Linked DNA regions of Homo sapiens: region 1 is linked to region 2. A link is a contact called in ENCODE Hi-C or POLR2A ChIA-PET data. All regions are on one chromosome and are shown on one strand. Each heading gives the region's core, a stretch centred on a gene start or an enhancer-like site at or near the end of the contact. The rest is flanking DNA. Distances are from core to core; before and after follow the strand shown. Region 1 holds the start of POLR2D (RNA polymerase II subunit D). Region 2 overlaps WDR33 (WD repeat domain 33).

The links. A loop is a pair of places that touch in the nucleus more often than their neighbours do. ChIA-PET counts read pairs that join two places held with the same protein, here RNA polymerase II (POLR2A). Pooled maps may share reads with other maps.
Region 1: a map of mammary epithelial cell shows a loop between it and region 2 (7-fold over the local background). The contact joins the promoter of POLR2D here to the enhancer-like site in region 2. A Hi-C loop is called at or near these places in 4 of 168 maps with a recorded cell type or tissue (MCF 10A, PC-3, PC-9 and 1 more) and 3 of 50 pooled maps. POLR2A ChIA-PET finds 5 or more read pairs at or near these places in 17 of 52 experiments (AG04450, Caco-2, GM12878 and 12 more).

The regions. Positions count from the first base shown.
Region 1 is chr2:127,854,206-127,860,973 of GRCh38, reverse strand. POLR2D (RNA polymerase II subunit D) reads left to right here and starts at 2,819. Exons shown (of 4, transcript NM_004805.4): 1 at 2,819-2,946. The coding sequence starts at 2,874. It also overlaps the pseudogene LOC107985803. RefSeq lists a silencer at 2,675-2,984 and an enhancer at 3,215-3,384.
Region 2 is chr2:127,767,989-127,775,070 of GRCh38, reverse strand. WDR33 (WD repeat domain 33) reads left to right here. Exons shown (of 22, transcript NM_018383.5): 2 at 4,067-4,293; 3 at 6,070-6,138; 4 at 6,778-6,882. The coding sequence starts at 4,090. Among named protein-coding and RNA genes, the nearest start is that of WDR33, 40 kb to the left of the region's middle. RefSeq lists a silencer at 3,810-4,010. Within about 2 kb of position 3,175, at least 4 of the 41 ENCODE cell types and tissues checked have a DNase peak (open chromatin) inside an H3K27ac peak, as active enhancers do; they include PC-3, PC-9, endothelial cell of umbilical vein and 1 more, where a contact is called at or near this core.

The sequences.
Region 1 (6,768 bases), core at 1,570-4,069, 86 kb before region 2:
TAGCGCTTAGCAAAGCTCAAAAACACATGGCTACAGATAAAAACGTGCTATCAGGGTTAGGTAATTTTGAAAACTGACTACCAGCAGCTGGTTAGACGTTTACAGGCTTTGTTAATAACTGATGTGTGTGAAGAGGAATTCGTTTCTTCAAGAGAAATTAATGTTCTAGAGATTACATTCCATAGTACCTGTAATTAAACAGCGTAGAGTTGCCTATGACTGATTTTGGGGGAGAGTGTGATTGGTGATAAAACAACATTTGTAATTTTAGCCATCACTGTTGACTTCTGGAGTGTGAAATAAACCATCTGATCAGAGGTCAGTGGTGCTAATTGTGGGAGTGGGGGTGGGGGAGGTGCTCTACAGCTGCTTTTAGATCAATCTAGGTCTGTAACCTTGGCTTGAATAATCTGACTGAAATACTAAGTGGGCTGGTTGAATGGCTTGACTGAACCAATGCTGTACAAGAATCAGAGTAGCAGCCTGAGGAATGTAATGCAAGTCCTGTCCCTTCTGTGTCTGTTTTCCTCATTAAAATCAAGCTCAGACAAGGATTCAAGGGCCTCTTCCTGCCGCTTATGCATTATTTCTACTCACACAGATTCTGTATGCCCTGGAAAATTGGTGGGGGGAGGACTGCAATTTCGAAACTATTGGAAAACAGAAAAGAGAGGTCTCCAGTTCACCATCAGTCCCTCAAGTTCCTGCTGCCAATCAGACCCCCTCCCCCAGTATGGCTATTCTGTGATCACATCGTGGCTCCCAACCAAAGAAATAACCCAGGGCGGGTGACAGCTAGAATCTTTTCTGGCTGGCAGTCCCACAGGCCTAAGCGCAAATCTTGGTCCTGCCATTTATAAGGCATTTCCTACTTTGTGACAGGACTGTGAATCTCCAAAGTAACCTGACCTTAGAGAAGTCATAGGTAAAAAGTAAAAATAGTAAATGTTTTGCCCAGACCCCAGCACATGGTGCAGTGGCTGGGCAGCTGTGGTTATCTGGCCTGTCACTCAGTGCTGGGTGTACAAGGGAACACCGGCAAGCATCAAACCCTCCGGAACCTTCAGCTTCTCTGAGCACGTGAAAGGGGGCGTGGCCAGCCCTTCAGGTCTGGGCAGGTTCCTTAGAGAAGCAGTGCTGAAGCAAAGAGCATGCCCTGGAGGAGGGAACTTCTCAGGTGGTGGGAGACCACATTGCCGGCACTGCAAGACAGCAAGACGCTGTGGACGAGCCCTCGCAGGAGATCAGGCTGCACAGGCCAGACAGGATTCCCAGGACTGCCTTCTAAAGGTTTTCTTTTTCTTTAGTTTTAAAATTTTTACTTTTTAATTTTTTAAGTCTTTTTAAAAATTATTATTTGAGACAGAGTCTCACTCTGTCGCTGTCGCCCAGGCTGGAATGCAGTGGCGCGATCTCGGCTCACTGCAACCTCCGCCTCAGCCTCCCGAGTAGCTGGGATTAAAGGCGCCCGCCACCACGCCCCGGCTTTTTTTTTTTTTTTTTTTTTCTGTAGAGACGTGATTTCACCATGTTGGCCAGGCTGCTTTCGAACTCCTGACCTCAGGTGATCTGCCCCCCCCACCCCCACCGGCCTCCCAAAGTACTGGGATTACAGGCGTGAGCCCCCGCGCCTGGACTTTGCCTTTTTTTTTTTTTTGGCAGGGTCTCTGTTGCCCAGGCTGGAGTGCAGTGAGGCAATCATAGTTCACTGCATCCCTCAAGCGATCCACCCGCCTCGGCCTCCCCGATCCCTGTGACTACAGGCACGCGCCACAACGCCCGGCTAATTTTTGTATTTTTTAGAGACGAGGTCTCACTATGTTGTCTAGGCTGGTCTTCAACTCCGGAGCTAAAGCGATCCTCCAGCCTCGGCCTCCCAAAGTGCTGGGATTACAGGCGTGAGCCACCGTGCCCGGCACAATTCATTTTTTATTAAATCAACAGAGTTTACAATATGACCATCTAAACATTGTTGACTAATGAGCTAAGATATTGTTGACTAATAAGCTATGATTATTTACCTTATTGTACAACCTTTTGTTTTCTCCAGTGTCGAAAACAGCATCATTTTTTATTTGCTTTTTTTTTTTTTTTAATATATTTTTTGAGACGGAGTCTTACTCTGTCGTCCAGGCTGGTGTGCAGTGGCGCGATCTCAGCTCCCTGCAACTTCCGCCTCCCGGGTTCAAGCGATTCTCCTGCCTCAGCCTCCCCAGTAGCTGGGATCACAAGCGCCCACCACCATGCCCGGCTAATTTTTGTATTTTTAGTAGAGATAGGGTTTCACTATGTTGCCCAGGCTGGTTTCAAACTCCTGACCTCAGGTGATCCCCTCGCCTCGGCCTCCCAAAGTGCTGGGATTACAGGCGTGAGCCACTGCGCCCGGCCGTCATTTGCTTAATTTTCTACGCATCACCCAAATGTTCCAACAGACGTGTGGTAAAAGCCTCTGAATATCATTGTCCGCGTACTCAGAAGTATCAGATAATCCACCACAAATCAATAAAATTTTAGAAGTTTAAGTCGGTGAAGGAAATTGGACCCGGTACTTTCGGAGCCGGCTGCCCTGCTCTCCATCAGCAGGCGTTCCTGCATCTCATCTGACCTCCTCCGTCCAGAAAGGCGTAGGGACCTGCCCCAGGACGTCTGCGCGGCGAGGAGCATGGGAGAAGAGAGGGAGTGCAGGGCGCCCCTCGGTGGCGGGGAGCCTCCAGGACCTCACCAACCGGTCCCCTCGCTGCGCCCCGTCCGGCTCGCACTCCCGGCCCCGCCCACCCCTCGGGGCCCCTCCCGAGACCACGCCCCTTCCGCGGCCGTTGCTCCGCGCTTCTGCTTCCGGCGGCGCTGGTGGTGGCGCGCGGCGCGGCGCGGCGATGGCGGCGGGTGGCAGCGATCCGCGGGCTGGCGACGTAGAGGAGGACGCCTCACAGCTCATCTTTCCTAAAGGTTGGGCTCGGGGCTGCCAGACTCCCCCGCGCCACTTCGCGTGGTCGCCGCAGGCCTGGCGTTATGCGCGCTTCGCCCAAGGCCCTGCCTCAGCGGCGGCTTGGGCAAGCCCCAGCGCGGCGTGGGGCTGGGGAGGGAACATGGCCTTGGGAGGGACCATGGCCTTGGGAGGGACCGCCTGGGCAACTGGGTTATTTTATGTGATAAACTGCGAAGTTCCGGGGACCTGTGTCAAAGATAAACAAAGCCGGACACTCAGGTGGTAAGGACAGATTTTTAAACAGTAATATACTGTTGCACTAGGGAAAAGAGCCCAGCGTGAACCGAACTCAACTTCGATTAGTACAGAACCTCTGGGCGTTTTAACGGAGAATTAGGGAATAAGGATGTGGTGAGCGGGAGCTCGGGGGAGTCGGGGAAGTGAGAAATGTAAAAAAGCGGGAAGAGGAGGATTGGTCCGTGTGAACGCAGCTTGGTTTGTTGACTGGCGCACCTGTCGAAGTTAGGCCCCTACCCTCCCACAGAGGCAGAGAGACAGAGTCCTATCTTCAGCTGTTGGCTGGAACAAATTATTTTGGCAGCCTTGAGTTTTCTCACGCACGCACTTTAAGTGGTTGGGGAGGGTATTCCTAGGGATGAGGTCTTCAGCTCAAAAACTTGAAAATGTATACAGCTGTCTTACACTTTATTGATTTATTGATTTATTGATTGAGATAGGGTCTCGCCCTCTTGTTGAGGCTGGAGTATAGTGGCATGATCAGAGCCCACTGCAACCTCAACCTCTCAACCGCTCAAGCTATCCTCCCACCTCAGCCTCCCAAGTAGCTGAGACCACAGATGCACGCCCCCATACCTGGCCCATTAAAAAAATTTTTTTCGTAAAGACAGGGTCTCACTATGTCGCCCAGGCTGGTCTCAAACTCCTGGGCTTAAGTTAATCACGGCACCTGACCTATCTTATTCTTTTATTCATTCATTCATTTACTTATTTAGAGACAGAGTCTCACTCTGTTGCCCAGGCTGGGGTGCAGTGGTACGAACTCGGCTCACTGCAACCTCCGTCTCCTGGGCTCAAGTGATTATCCTGCCTCAGCCTCCCGAGTAGCTGGGATTACAGGTGCCCACCACCACACCCGGCTAATTTTTGTATTTTCAGTAGAGCTGGGGTTTCACCATGTTGGCCAGCCTGTTCTCGAACTCGTGACCTCAGGTGATCCACCCAGCTCGGCCTCCCAGAGTGCTGGGATTACTGATGTGAGCCATTGCCTGGCAAAATAATAAATTTAAAATTAAAACGGAAATACTACCCTCTAAGAAATAAAAAATATAAAAATGAAAAAATGTTTATTATGTGTTTTTTGTATTTTATGGTTTAATACGTTAGAACTTACTATTTTAGTTGTTAATTTATTTTTTTTAATTTTTTTTTTAATTTTATTTTGAGATAGGGTTTCACTCTGTCACCCAGGCTGGAGTGCAGTGATGTGATCTCGGCTCACTGCAACCTACCCCTCCTAGTTTCAAGCCATCCTGCCTCAGCCTCCCAAGTAGCTGGGACTACAGGCGCCTGCCACCATGCCCAGCTAATTTTTGTGTTTTTAGTAGGGACGGTGTTTCACCATGTTGGCCAGGCTGGTCTCGAACTCCTGACCTCAAGTGATCCACCCACCTTGGCCTCCCAGTGCTGAGATTACAGGTGTGAGCCACCTCACCCTGCCTTTTTTTTTTTTTTTTTTTGAGACGGGATCTCATTCTGCTACCTAGGTTGGAGTGCAGTGGTGTGATCACAGCTCACTGCAGCCTCAACCTTCCCTAGGCTCAGGTTATCCTCTCACCTCACTTCAGCCTCTGGAATACTTGGGACTACAAGTGCAGGCCACCACTCCTGGCTAATTTTTGTATTTTTTTGTGGAGACAAGGTTTCACCATGTGGCCCAGGCTGGTCTTGAACTCCTGGGCTCAGGTAATCTGCCCGCCTCGACCACCCAAAGTGTTAGAAAGTATAGGTGTGAGCCACTGCACCTGGCCTATTAATGGTCGTAATGACGTATCCTCGGTAAAATTTCCAGATGACATACAGCCAAGGAGTTGTTTTTCCTTTTTTAGCAACAGAGATTAATTATGGCCATTGTTCTTAAAATATTTGCACAAGAGAAAATAACAGGCAGATCCCCTGATCTATTTCCTTTTGTTTCTAAATAAATTGTGTGTGTGTGTGTGTGTGTATGTGCGCGCGTGTGCGCGCCTTCACTTGAAAATGTTCCTTGGGATTAGCCATGGGGAGAAGTCTTGGATCCCTCCTCTCCATAGTTACACAAAAGTGTCTGAACTGCCTCCCCCATCCCCATTTTGTTGATGCTGAATCCTGGGAATGCCTCCCAAAAGCTCTGTGGTAGGTCTCAGACACCACTTTCCTAGGCACTCTGAGTTACAGTTTGGCTGCCTCGACCTTCCTTGGTTGAAGGGAGTGAGGGTAATGTATTAGTAGTACTTGGGTATTGTTCTTAATGAGAAATAGGGACAGTTGACCAGTTTCCTGGTGTCCTAAAAGTTCCATTCCTTTCCATTTAACAAGTAATTTGGTTTAGTGCAGAAAGGGACCATCTCTCTTTTTTTTTTTTTTTTTTTTTTTTGAGACGGAGTTTCACTGTTGTTGCCTTAGGCTGGAGTGCAGTGGCACAATCTCGGCTCACTGCAACCTCCACCTCCCGGGTTCAAGCAATTCTCCTGCCTCGGCCTCCTGAGTAGGTGGGAGTACAGTCATGTGCCACCACTCCCGACTAATTTTTGTATTTTTAGTAGAGATGGGGTTTCACCATGTTAGGCTGGTCTCGAACTCCTGACCTCAGGTGATTCACCTGCCTTGGCCTCCCAAAGTGTTGGGATTACAGGCGTGAGCCACTGCGCTTAGCCTGGGAGGCATCTCTTAACATTGATTTTTCCAGGACCTGTAAAAGCATCAAAGTTCCAACAAACAGATTTGTAACTGATTAGCTGCTGCTTCCCTTTTTTTTTTTTTTTTTTTTGGCCTGATGTCATTTGTTACTGTCACTTCAGAGTTTGGAGGTTCTGCAGTCCTGATACATAATGCCTTTTCCTCTACTCATTGCTGTGAGGCAGTAGTTTCTTCTGTACCTACACTGCCTCAGTGTTAAGGATTAAAAGAGGTAACTTTCCTGGTATACAAATAGGCTCTCACTGTAGTAAATCCCCTGTTATAGGCTAGAAGACTGAAAAAGAAGGTGTTCTGAGGTTTTCGTTTAAACTCTCCTGCCCTCAGGTAGAAAACAGTTTTTGGTTACCTATTTTTTAATTTATATTTTAATTTTATTTCAATAGTGCTCCAACTGTATTGGCAGCCTATTCTATTTAGTAGCAATGAGTACCTTTCAAATAAAAATACAGTTTCCTCCTGACCCACCACTTAAAACTATCTGTGTTGTAAAAGGAAAATGAAGCTCTTGTCAGTTACCTGGCTTGAGAAATGGGAAGGCATTACTCTGAGGGAGGTGTTAGTGATTTCCCTGATAGTAAACAGACCCATAGCACATCTAAATGTGAAATTGCAAGTCGTTTTGGCTTTTCCTCACTGTTGCTTCCTCTTCAGTGTGGGGTTATAAACATGAATTCATGTTTATGAATGGTTCCTACTCTAAGGGAACTCACTGTTAAGAGAAAGGCAGATAAAAACTATCTCTAATACTTTGAGATAAACATTAGGAACATAAGATCCTGCAGGAACGTAAGGGAGAGAATGATTTTCCCAAGGGTAACAGCATTTTTTAACAGAACTATTGTAGAAATGTAGAAGGTCGCCGTATA
Region 2 (7,082 bases), core at 1,926-4,425:
AGCCACCATCTCTGTCAGGTTGCAAGACATTTTCATCATCCCAAAAGGAAATTCTATTTTAATTAAGCAGTCATTCTCCATTCCTCTCATTCCCCAGCCCGTGGCAAACACTAATCTTTTAGCTTTTTGTCGCTGTATATTAGCATGTTCTGGATTTTTCATATAAACATAATCACACAATATGTGACTTTTTGTGGCTGACTTCTTTCACTTAGCATAATTTTTTTTTTTCTTTTTTTTTGAGACGGAGTCTCACTCTGTCGCCCAGGCTGGAGTGCAGTGGCGGAATCTCTGCTCACTGCAAGCTCCGCCTCCCGGGTTCACGCCATTCTCCTGCCTCAGCCTCCCGAGTAGCCGGGACTACAGGCGCCCGCCACCACGCCTGGCTAATTTTTTTGTATTTTTAGTAGAGACGGGGTTTCACCATGTTAGCCGGGATGGTCTCGATCTCCTGACCTTGTGATCCGCCAGCCTGGGCCTCCCAAAGTGCTGGGATTACAGGCGTGAGCCGCCGCGCCTGGCAGCATAATGGTTTTGATATTCATGTTGTATTTATATCAACTTAATTTCTTTTTTGCAGCTGAATATTTAAATCCCTTTTGACTTGTGAAAAAATCTATTCTCATTTTATAGTAATAGAAACTATACTGTTAGAATAATTTTATTCTAATATAATTAGGTATTTGATTTGGAAGTCATAATTTTAAAATATGCTTTTGGGCCAGGATCTGTGACTCATGCCTGTAATCCCAGCACTTTGGGAAACTGAGGCGGGCGGATCATCCGAGGCCAGAAGTTTGAGACCAGCCTGGCCAACATGGTGAAACCCTGTCTTTACTGAAAATACAAAAATTAGCCAGGCATGGTGGCAGATGCCTGTAATCCCACCTACTCGGGAGGCTGAGGCAGCAGAATTGCTTGAACCCGGGAGGCAGAGGTTGCAGTGAGCCAAGATCATGCCACTGCACTCTAGCCAGGGCAACAGAGTGAGACTCTGTCTTAAAAAAAAAAAAAAAAAAAAAGGCTTTTGGGCTGGGCGTGGTGGCTCATGCCTGTAATCCCAGCACTTTTGGAGACTCAAGCAGGTGGACTGCTTGGGCTCAGGAGTTCAAGACCAGCCTACTAAAATACAAAAAAAATTACCTGGGCATGGTGGCATGCACCTAATGGTCCCAGCTACTCAGGAGGCTGAGGTGGGAGGGTTGCTTAAGCGTGGGAGGCAGAGATTGCAGTGAGCCGAGATCGCACCACTGCACTCCAGCCTGGGCAACAGAGCGAGACCCCATCTCAAATAAAAAAATGCTTACCAGAACTGCTTTATTTTAGAATTACTGGCCCAGACATCTGAATTGAAGCTGGTAATTGAAATTGGGGTGCTGAAACTTAATTGGATTCATGGAATAACTGAGTAAACAGTCTTCCACCAGCCTTATTGAATCAACTGCTTAGTTCTTTTCTGCCGTTTAATTCACACACAGCTCTAAGACATAGAATATTTTTCATCTTATTTCAAGTTAATGTTTGCCAAGGACCTTCTGGGATTGCTTCAGAGTGGTGGAAATAACACAGGTTAAATGCATATTTTATTGCACTATTTATTTTTGGTGTGCGAAAGTCAGGATTTCTTTTCCCTCCACCCCTCCTCCTCCTTGTTGTTATTATTATTCAAATTTAATGGTCTTAGGAGGGACCAACGTGACAAGGCTGAATGAAGTACTACCAAGAATATTTCATCAAAAGGAAATCATAAATTTTTTCAGGCTCATTATTTAGTGTCTAGAGAGTGAGATAAGGCAGTTTTAAGAATACAGACAAATAATGGTGGCCACAATCTTTTCTGGTTTTGAAACAAAAGCAATTGTGGAAATGTTTGTAACTTCTCTCCTTTATTGTATTTGTAATAGTTTTTAATTTTATTCTTTTATTTTATTTTTGGAGACAGGGTCTTGTTCTGTCACCCAGGTTGGAGTGCAGTGGTGCTATCATGGTTCACTGCATCTTTGACTTCCCAGGCTCAAGTGATCCTCCCACCTCAGTCTCCTGAGTAGTTGGGACTACAGGTGCGCACCAGCACACTGGGCTAATTAAAACAATTTTTTTTTTTTTTTTTTGTAGAGATGGAGTCTCACTATGTGCACAGGCTGGTGTTGAACTTTTGGCCTCAAGTGCAGTCCTCCTGCTTGGCCCCCCAAAGTGCTGGGATAACAGATGTGAGCCACCATGCCTGGCCTGATTTTTAAAATGTGCTTAAAATTTATTTTAAAATCATGCATATTTGTATTATTGGCATGTAAGTTTAAATGTAGAGCATTGAAGCTGAAAAACTATAAGGTCTTAACATTTTCCTCTTCAGATATAAACTTAATGTTACCTTTGTAAATATGTAAATAACACATACTGAGAAATAAGTTTCTGTGGTACTTTGCTCCTGAAATTTGGGCATACGTACTTTTTTTGTTCATTATAGATATGAAATAAGGTAGTTTATTCCTCTTTCTACACTAGTCCTGGGAAATTTAAAAGAACAAAAGTCAAATTTTAAAGAGCATTTAATGACTTGTATAAAATGGAGTCTTAATAAACATGAAAATAATTAGTTTTATAATCAAACATCTAAGTGGAATTTTTTTTTTTAAGACAGTCTTGCCTTGTCGCCCAGGCTGGAGTGCAGTGAGGTGATTTTGGCCCACTGCAACCTCTCCCTCCCGGGTTCAAACGATTCTCCTGCCTCAGCCTCCTGAGTAGCTGGGATTACAGGAGACTGCCACCACGCCCAGCTAATTTTTTTGTATTTTTAGTAGAGACGGGGTTTCACCATGTTGGCCAGGCTGGTCTTGAACTCCTGACCTCCGGTGATCCGCCCATCTCGGCCTCCCAAAGTGCTGGGATTACAGGCATGAGCCACTGCGCCCAGCTGTGAAATTTTAATTTTAAAAATGTAAGGCCAGGCTTGGTGGCTCATGCCTGTAATCCCAGCACTTTAGGAGGCCAAAGTGTGAGGATCTCTTGAGCCCAAGAGTCTGAGACCAGACTGGGCAACACAGTTAGATATTATCTCTAGGAGAAAAAAAAGAAAAAGTGAACAATTCCCAGTGATCCTACCTTCTTTTATTCCCTAAGCATAAACACGTACCCATCCACTGACTCACACATACACACCCTGCCTCAAGCTGTTATGAATTGTGCTTTTTTTCTTCACGAGGCTGAATTTTACATCAAATGCCTCTTAGCACTTATTCTGTGAATTAGTCTTCCCCTGCCCCCTCCCTCCCTCCCTCCCTCCTTCCTTCTTTCCAACAGGGTCTCTCCCTGTCACTCAGGCTGGAGTGCGGTGGCATGATCATGGCTCAGTGCAACCTCAAAATTCTGGACTCAAGTGATTCTCCTGTCTCAGCCTCCCAAATAGCTAGGACTACAGGTGCATGCCATCATGTCCAGCTAGTGTTTTTATTTTTTGTAGAGATGGGAATCTCACTATGTTCCCCAGCCTGATCTTAAACTCCTGGCCTCAAGCGATCCTTCCGCCTTGACCGTAGTCTTTTTCAGATGTGTAACTGGTCTCTGTCATTGATCTAATATAGTCATGCACCACAAAATGACATTGTGGTCAATGCTGGACCACATATATGATGGTGGTCTCATAAGATTATAATATAGTATTTTTATCATACTTTTCTATGGTGTCTTTTTCTATGTTTAGACACATGAATACTTATTGTGTTACGGTTGCCACCAGCATTCAGTAAAGTAACATGCTGTGCAGGTTTGTAACCTAAGAGCATTAGGCTGTACCGTGTAGCCTACGTGTGTAGTAGGCTGTATATACCATCTAGGTTTGTGTAAGTACAACTCTGTGAAGTTTGTACAGTGATGAAATTGCCTAAGGATGCATCTCTGAGAACATACGCCCGTTGTTAAGTGACTCATGACTGTAGTTCATTGTGTAAGTGGAAATGATGCACGTTAGATAAGGGAAAAGAAATGTAAAAAGTGTTCATTTAAAAATGTTTTCAGGCAGTGTTGCAGTGCTGATATTTGTAGTGAAAGTACTTTTTCCTTATCCTAGTATCCTAGAAGGAAAACATCACCATGGCTACAGAAATTGGTTCTCCTCCTCGTTTTTTCCATATGCCAAGGTTCCAGCACCAGGCACCTCGACAGCTGTTTTATAAGCGACCTGATTTTGCACAACAGCAAGCAATGCAACAGCTTACTTTTGATGGAAAACGAATGAGAAAAGCTGTGAACCGAAAAACCATAGACTACAATCCATCTGTAATTAAGTATTTGGAGGTAAGCCTGATTTATGTGCTTCAGATGACCAAACTTTGGTTATTTATTTATTTATTTATTTATTTATTTATTTATTTATTTATTTTGAGATGGAGTTTCTTTCTTGTTGCCCAGGCCAGAGTGCAGTGGTGTGGTTTTGGCTCACTGCAACCTCTGCCTCCCGGGTTCAAGTGATTCTCCTGCCTCAGCTTCCCAAGTAGCTGGGATTATAGGCACCTGCTACCATGCCCGGCTAATTTTTGTAGTTTTAGTAGAGACGTAATTTCAACCATGTTGGCCAGGCTGGTCTCAAACTCCTAACCTCAGGTGATCCACCTGCCTCAGTCTCCCAAAGTGCTGGGATTACAGGCATGAGCCACTGCGCCCGGCCTGGTTATTTAAAAGAAGATGATTTTCTAGATGTAGTGTAGTAAGTATGTATACCTGTGTTAGTTGAATTAGTGGGACACGGTGGAATTTCAAATTGGCTAATTTAGGAAGAACCTCAAACCACTAATACTTTATAAAATTCTGTGCCTGTATCATCTTCTAAAAAATTATTAAAGTTAGACTCCATTTTAGAAATAGGATTTGCTCTAAAAGTTCACAAATTAGAAGGGAGTACTTTAATCGCTAGGCCAGTCTTAAAACACTTGTTAAACCTGCAGTGTATATGAAATCATAAAAGACTACCAACATAGGAATATTTTTGTGAGACACTGGCTTGGAGAACATGGATTCTCCCACTTCCAAGCCCTGGTGGTAGGTATTTCTTAGAGTCAGGAAAAGGGCTTTACGTTCTTGAGGATTGAACGCCTACTGCAGTCCTACAGGGTAAAAGCAACTTAGATAGTAAGTAAAGGCAAGGCAGGGGTCTACCTGCAGTTTCCCGTTAGAGTTCTTTATTTACTTGTGTTAATGTAGGAATTAGCCTTATTACTAATATTACCTATTAGGTTCATTGGGTTTAGGTCTGGCCTCCTATGAAAATTTGTCTGTTTTTCATTACCTTAGATCTGTGGTTAAAGACCTATTTGCATATTGGGCCTAGTTAATATGTTGCAGGCATACAGGAGAAAGAGATTCAGAGATAAAGACAGATTTTGATTTTTCTGGGAATTTCAATTGGGAAAGTAGGCTAGGAGAGAGTTTGAGAGGAATTAAGACCAAGGGCAAGATATGAGGAATTGTTTTGTGCTGAGGGCTTTGAAGGAATTGGGGATGTCTTTCTACCCTCTCTGCTGTTTCCTTTTCTTAAGGTAGCATCAGGGAGACTGTGTTGGAGTCGACAGTATCTTGGATGAGTGGGTGGGGACTAATATGATAACATGAGGAGGGAAGGTTTTTTTTTTGTTTGTTTGTTTTTTTGAGATGGAATCTCGCTCTGTTGCGCAGGCTGGAGTGCAGTGGCACCATCTCAGCTCACTGCAACCTCCGCCTCCCTGGTTCAAGTGATTTCTGGCTTGTAGTTTTAGTAGAGACAGGGTTTCACCATGTTGGCCAGGCTGGTCTTAAACTCCTGACCTCAGGTGATCTGCCTGCCTCGCCCTCACAAAGTGCTAGGATTACAGGCATGAGGCACCTCGAGGAGGGAAGTTCTAAGCAATGTTAGTAGGATCAGAAGGGAAAGCTCTCTAAGGCACCCACTATTTGTTTTAGAAAATAATATTTTTTAATTCTGTTTATCCATTTTTAATATAGCTTACATTTTGTTAATTTCAAATTGAGTATAATCAGACCATATAGTCATTAATTGATCTATTTATTTATTTATTTATTTATTTATTTATTTAACAGAACAGAATATGGCAAAGAGACCAGAGAGATATGCGGGCAATTCAGCCTGATGCAGGTTATTACAATGATGTAAGTACATGATGTGTCATACTAGCTTAATAAACACTTCCTTGCTTGAATATTTTAGCCTTCACTGTGTGACTTCAAGTCCAAAATGGTCTTTTCTTTTTACATTTTTATAATTAAAATATTCCCAAAGGGATAATATAACACATCTGTGTAAGCCATGGATTATGTGTTTGTCTCAATTTAGATTTTCCTTTTAATCTAATGATGGGTGAATTTTTGATTTGGGGCTTAAAGCAGTGTCCAAAAAGAAGTTGAGTAATCTAAAGTCTTGTAATTGGAAAGTTAATTTTAAATTTCTTAAAACTTAAATTTGAACTTAATTAGCTTTATGTGGACATGTTTAAATATGTTGACTTTAAGTACTAACTGGGTTAGTACTTGTACTAACTTGTACTGGGTTAGTACTGGTACTTGATTTTCTTGTTTGTTTAGTAATAATGGGTATTTAACTTTCCTGTATCTCACTTTTCTTCACTTAATTAATAGACTAATTGTAATACTTTATAATAGTTTTTATGGGAAAGTTCTATATGGTCCCAAATTTGTCTTTAAATGTTGAAATAATTACCTTGCCGTGTTTCTGGTTTCTGCCTTGTATGTAATCAGGAGCTCTAAGAACCCAATTTTCCTTTTTTGTAGCTGGTCCCACCTATAGGAATGTTGAATAATCCTATGAATGCAGTAACAACAAAATTTGTTCGGACATCAACAAATAAAGTAAAGTGTCCTGTATTTGTTGTTAGGGTAAGTAATCTGTTGGATATTTTGGGGGAAAATTAATCCTGCGTTATATAGCAAATGTATTTGACAGGGCAAAGAAAATTAAACATTATTTTAAAAGTATATCTGGGCTTATAATTGGTTTATTGCTAGTAATTTTATTTTGGAATATCCAGTTGTTTATCTACTTTATCACCATTGAGTGAGATACCACTTTTGGATTG